Regions from separate parts of the Homo sapiens genome. Here region 1 is linked to region 2. Evidence: chromatin loops called from intact Hi-C (ENCODE). Cell type or tissue: psoas muscle. All regions are shown on one strand. Links, peaks and the distances in the headings refer to the core of each region. The heading gives the core; the rest is flanking DNA. Region 1 overlaps SOX6 (SRY-box transcription factor 6). Region 2 overlaps LOC107984370 (a long non-coding RNA gene).

Region 1 (2,929 bases), core at 90-2,589, 140 kb before region 2:
GCCTGGGGAGCATCACTGCAAGTGCTGTTCCTTTACCCTGAATTACCCTTCCCATCAGACTTTACTCCCTCTCCCACTCACTTGTTGATTCCTATTCATCCTTGAAGACTCGGTTTAGACATCACATCTCCTAGGAAGCACTAGCTGACCATTCTATCTGGTGCTTTTTTGGTGCCCTGTTAATGTCAGTATTGTAGCACCTCTCACCCACTTTGTTATAATTGTCTGTCCTTACTCTGAACTGTGAGCTCCTTAAAAGCAGGAGCTGTTTTATTTACCATGGTCTCCTTAGCACCTGGCATAAAACCTAGGTTATAGTAATTGCTCAATAAATATTTTTCATTGAATTAATTCATTCAATCATGAAACATGATTGAAGGTTGAATGGGATTTAGCATGAAAGAGTAGGAGAAGTGTCTTCTAGGCAGTGAGAAGAGCACAGGTCAAGACAATATTGTGAAAAACAATTCTATTTTTGGGAAACATATAGAGTGGTTGTGATCTGGGGCAAATGAGTCTAAAATGACCAGTAAGAGCATGTTTTTGAAGAAAGGAATTACAGCAGGAAAGTTTACCATAAGGTAATGTCATTCATTGCTCTGTGATCACCTACCATTTATTGTAGTAAATGTGGTAGGGTGTATAAAACACACACAAAATTAATTCTTAGTGTGTCTTTGAGGGCTACATCAGAAGAGCCTGTAGAACTGTCATTTGAACCTGCCTTCTACTTCCAAGAAGTCACTTAGAAAAGAAGAGGAGGACCTGGGGAAAACAGCTGACCCAGGCGGCAAGCTGTGTGACATTATCCACAAAATAACGCTTTCCACTCATCTTGTTCTTCCTGCCCTGACATTACAGGAAGTAAAGCAATGAATGGCTCTGCAGCTAAACTACAGCAGTATTATTGTTGGCCAACAGGAGGTGCCACTGTGGCTGAAGCACGAGTCTACAGGGACGCCCGCGGCCGTGCCAGCAGCGAGCCACACATTAAGCGACCAATGAATGCATTCATGGTTTGGGCAAAGGATGAGAGGAGAAAAATCCTTCAGGCCTTCCCCGACATGCATAACTCCAACATTAGCAAAATCTTAGGTGAGTGCAGCAGTGCAGCTAAAGCTGATCTTCTCCCCTGCAAATCCCATGAGTGCCACCAGGGTGGGAAGCAAGGGGATAACTAGGATCCTAAGGGAGATTGTGGCGGGCGCAAGTTAGACGAAGGTCAGCCAGCTGCCGCAGGAGCCTTCGTCATCACGTCTGCCTCCCCCACCCCATAATGTGGCATGTAGGTTTGGGAGTTATTATATCCACCAGGTGCCAGGGCAGGACTGTCTGAACACTTATTTCAGAGACAAAACTATTTATAGTATGTGTTAATACTGTGAATTTAGCAACTCTTGAGAGGTCACTGCTAAACAAGAATCGTGGAGACAAGCTTTATCTCCTTTTACTGTGCAGTTCTCTTAAATTCATATGTTGCTATGAAGTACTCATAGACCCTACAGTTTTCTGCTTTAGTGTTCTTGGGTTTATATGTCCCACTGAAAGAATTCATCAAGGACTAGAAACCCAAAATGGTATGAAATTCATGGAGTGCAAAACAGTGCCTCTGATGATCACTTTAAAACTTGTAAAATAAATCTACAATTATTTTAATAAGATATGACTAGTTCAAATTTCATAGCAGTGAGCTGAACACACGAGCTGCAGGGGAGAGGCCCAGTTTGTGGTAAATTGCCAGAGTGATTCTCTATTTCTCAGGATTAAACTCAAGCCTTGTTCTATTAGTGTAGAGCTTGCCTAGTGTGGATTGTACAGCTTGGAATTATTGTGCTCAACATGTTAAACATATTTTATTCAACATGCAGCATTACAGTCAACATGTTTCCTCTTTAAAAAGGAAAAACACAGAAGGCACTGCTCTACTTAAAGCTGTCACGATGTGACAAAATCTCAAAGGAAGCCATTTAAGAAGCTGAAAAACATTAGAGACTTAAACTGTGGTTTTAATTTTTTAAATGTTTTGTTCAAAAGTAATAAATATTTAACCTGAGTAAATATCAGTGATCTGGACATGCACAGATACACATGTTTTGTCACTGTATAAATAATTTAACTTGATTCTGAGGCATTTTGAGGCAGTGACCTCTAAGAAAAATTTAAAACATACATAAGATCAAATAGTGGTGAAATGTTAAATATGTTTTTCTTTTTTTTTTGATTTTCTAATTTCAAAATGGATACTAAATGTCATTACAATTAAGTGTGGTTTTTATTTTTAGAGCTTCAGAGTTATGCATAGGGATGTTATTTTGAATTTAAATATCTTTCAAACCAAAATGTTCCTAGTGGACATACATTTTTTTTTTTCTAGTTAAATGACATTCTAAAAAAAAAAAAAATCAGTGCTTCTCTGGCCTTACAGTTTTATATCTAACTTGAAGATTTTCATATTTTTCTGCCCTTTTAGTAGCAATATGAGTAAGCCTTCAGATGGGCACAGAGCCTCTCTGTTTCCATTTTGGCAGCTGTGGGGAATCTATATTATTTGTGTGCATTCTGTGAAAAAATTATTAGGAATATAGTAAGTATATTCATTAAAATGTAAAGTTTTAAGTGCAAGCGTTTCAAGAGCACCAAGAATTCTTCGTTAATTGGGGCTTTAAGCTGCTGGAAACCAGCAGAACACAGAGAAGCCTATCTGCTTAGGCCTTCTACACAACTTTTGAACAACAATCAGGAAAGAGCAGGGATGCATGTGCTATTAAAGCAGACTAGGATATTGCTGGCTGCAGAGAATATTTGTACAACTTTTCCATTTGTTTATGTATGAAAAATCTCCACTGAAGAATCGCTAACATCCAGTCTGCACAGCTGTTACCGCTTTATTCACCAGCGAGACACAAAAATGCAATTTGATACATGTAAA
Region 2 (2,929 bases), core at 264-2,763:
TTTCCCCTCTTCATCCAGTATGGTGGACTAAGGCAGAGGATTTAGACAGAGACTACATGAGATGTCCTGACTGGTTGGTGGGCATAGACAGAGACCAGTAGGGAAAATGAGAAGGCTGGGAAAACGGAAGCCACAGGAGCCTGAAGAAACTGACTTGAGGAGGCAGGAATCTAACTTTTAGTATCCACATTGGAAACTTAAGAGTCAGTATCTAAAAGCTGAGAGCTTATCTTCTGAAGATAGACAAAAGCTGGTATTTAGTCCAGGCTCTGCAATGTACTGGGTTTGTAATCTTGATCCTCTGTTTTCTCATCTGTAAAAGGGGGTTAATAATATTGTCTTTCTCAATTAATTATTACGACAATTAGATGAGCTAATTAAAGCATTGCTTACCTCAGTGCTGACAGCTTTAATAGATGTTAGCATTTCCTGTCGGTATAGTTAATGATCTGCTGATAGGCATTGATATCAGAGAACATCTGATCAGAAGGTGGCAATGAATGGCAGAAATATGTACTGAAAGTGACCCAAAGTTAATTTGTGCCAGCCACAGCATTTGAGGCTGTTGGTTAGTCATTCACAGTAAGACCCCAGATTCTGGCCAGGAGGCCATGGAGCTCAATCTCTCTTCTCCACACTCTTGGTAAGAGGCAAGGGAAAAGGGGGAACTTACGACAGTCAAACAGGGTGTCTTGCCTTAGCCCAGTGCTTTTCCAAATGTGGTCCCTAGATTGGTGGCATCAGCATCACCTGGGAATTTGTTAGAAATGCATATTCTCAGGCCCCACTTGAGACCTACTGAATCAGAAACTCAGGAGTTGCGATGTGGAAATGTGTGCTTTAACAAAGCCCTCCGGGTGATTCTGATGTTCACTAAAGTTTGAGAACCATTCTGTCTTCTCCAGTTGGGCTAGTATTTAGGGAAGTGAGTGGCCAGGATAAGAAGGCAATAACCCTAAAATGCCTTTGCCAATATCTCAGAAACTTGATGTAGACTGTGAATGAGTTAGGCTTGTTAATAGTCAAGGTCCATTATATATATAATATATGGTGTATGTATATCATGTATATAAATACATCATGTATGTTTCTCGAATAAATATATTTATCAAATTTATCAAATAAGTATATCATGTAAATTTATTCCTTTAAATACAGTCAGCCCTCCATATCCATAGTTTCTGTATCTGTGGAGTCAACCAACCACGGATAAAAAATATTTTTAAAAATGGATAGTTGTGTCTGTATTGAACATCTACAGACTGCCCTTGTCATTATTCCCTAAACATTACAGTGTAACAATTATTTACATAGCATTTACATGGTATTAGGTATTATAAGTAATCCACAGATGATTTAAAATATACAGGAGGATGCGCATGGGTTATATTCAAATGTCACATCATTTTATGTAAGAAACTTGAGCATCTATAGATTTTGATATTCGTAGGGGGTCTTAGAACCAATTCCCCAGAATGCCGAGGGACAACTGTATATATTTTTGCTTCACGTCATCTTCATCTTTGTAGATGTGGAATGCTGTTTGGCTATTTTTTAGTGAACTATAATTTTGATTATAAGGAGATAAAAATATGGAAAAACACTTGACTCCCATTTTTAGTTATGGTAAAAGTCTGGAGCTCTCCATGAAACCAGAGTGTCATCTGCCATCTGGTGGCAGCATACCCCACTGACAGGTTTCAACAGCAATAATCACAAGTCAAGGATTTCAGAGAGGTAGAGATCAAGGGGGAATCTGGGGTCTGAAGAACTTAGGGAAGGCTTCTCATCATGCCAAGTCACTACGGTTCCCTCTTGGAGAAGTAAGTGGCATGGAGAAAAATGTGGACGTTAGAGTCAGATGGATCTGGGTTACACCTTAAGTAACTTCAGAAAAGGTACTTAAACTAAGCCTCAGGTTTCTCATTTTGAAATGGAGATGATAGCAATGATAATGCTTCCATCTCTAGATTATTGTGGGGGTCAAATGAGGGAATTTGTGAGAAACAGCTGGACGTGTTTTCAAAACTATTAAGAGCTGCCCAGATGTGAGTTGTTTATTATTTATGTTTGAAACTTGGTCTTTAATTCTGGAATGTAATGTCCTCTGTTGGAGGAATTCTAGACATTAGCAAGCAGGTGGAGGAGCTATTTGGTGTTTGGGTTTGTCTTCAATTTTTTTTTAAAGGACACAGCGGAGGGAGAATGTGCCCTGAGATTACCTCAACCACAAGTTCACTCCTGTGGACTGTTTAGGAGTGAAGGAGGAATGAACAACCAACTCCATCCCCCACCGAAGAAGCAGGAAGAAGACCCAGGATCCTGGCCCGTGTCATTGTGTTGACTCTTGTCCTTGTGTTTTCTCTAACTTGGGGAAGGAAGGATAGAGAGAAAGAAAACTGGATGGAAGTTTGCTGGGAGAAAGGTGGGAGTGAGGAAAAGAGAAAGGAGAAGAGGGAATGCAAGACAGAGGGTGGGAAAGAGAATTAGTACCAGAGAGGATCAGAGTGAGAGGGAAGGGGCACTTGGAAGAAACCAGGTTAAAAGAAGGGTCAAATAGAGGGAGGAAACTAGAACATATGCCCTGCTGCTGTTGCCTTAGTCAGTTCTAGGCCTTTCCAACTGGCAGCACTTTCTGTGAGTCGGCTTTTTGCGACTGAAACACTTCTTTCTTCGGGGACCTTGTGCTTTTGTACATGTGAAGTGTTTGGATCCAATATGCTTAGTGAAAGAGAAGAGTCAGACATTGCTGGAAAAAGAGACCAGATGTCTTTGAAATCATCTAAATTGTCTCTATTTTTAAAAAAGTTACTCTTTCCATTGCTGCCAGATCTGAAAGTCCAATTTGCCAGGATAATATATCCGGTGTGGATAAAGATTTCCAAACTTGAAGTGTTTGTTGCTTAGCAACCCAGAGGCATGAAGGGCT

The links. Peaks named below come from ENCODE experiments on the same cell type or tissue, not always from the same donor. Only the 100,000 strongest peaks of a DNase experiment are listed, where the experiment ranks them.
Region 1: it touches region 2 in a loop (4-fold over the local background); 5 of 110 quality-filtered maps call a loop at or near these places.

What each region holds. Positions count from the first base shown.
Region 1 is chr11:15,987,163-15,990,091 of GRCh38, reverse strand. SOX6 (SRY-box transcription factor 6) reads left to right here. Exons shown (of 16, transcript NM_001367873.1): 14 at 862-1,095. Among named protein-coding and RNA genes, the nearest start is that of MIR6073, 19 kb to the right of the region's middle. In psoas muscle, for the core only: a CTCF peak has its summit at 1,182; no DNase peak of the experiment used is centred there; H3K27ac peaks cover 525 bases.
Region 2 is chr11:15,851,133-15,854,061 of GRCh38, reverse strand. All of the region lies in intron 3 of LOC107984370 (a long non-coding RNA gene), which reads right to left. Among named protein-coding and RNA genes, the nearest start is that of LINC02682, 58 kb to the left of the region's middle. In psoas muscle, for the core only: a CTCF peak has its summit at 1,675 (motif pointing left); no DNase peak of the experiment used is centred there; H3K27ac peaks cover 395 bases.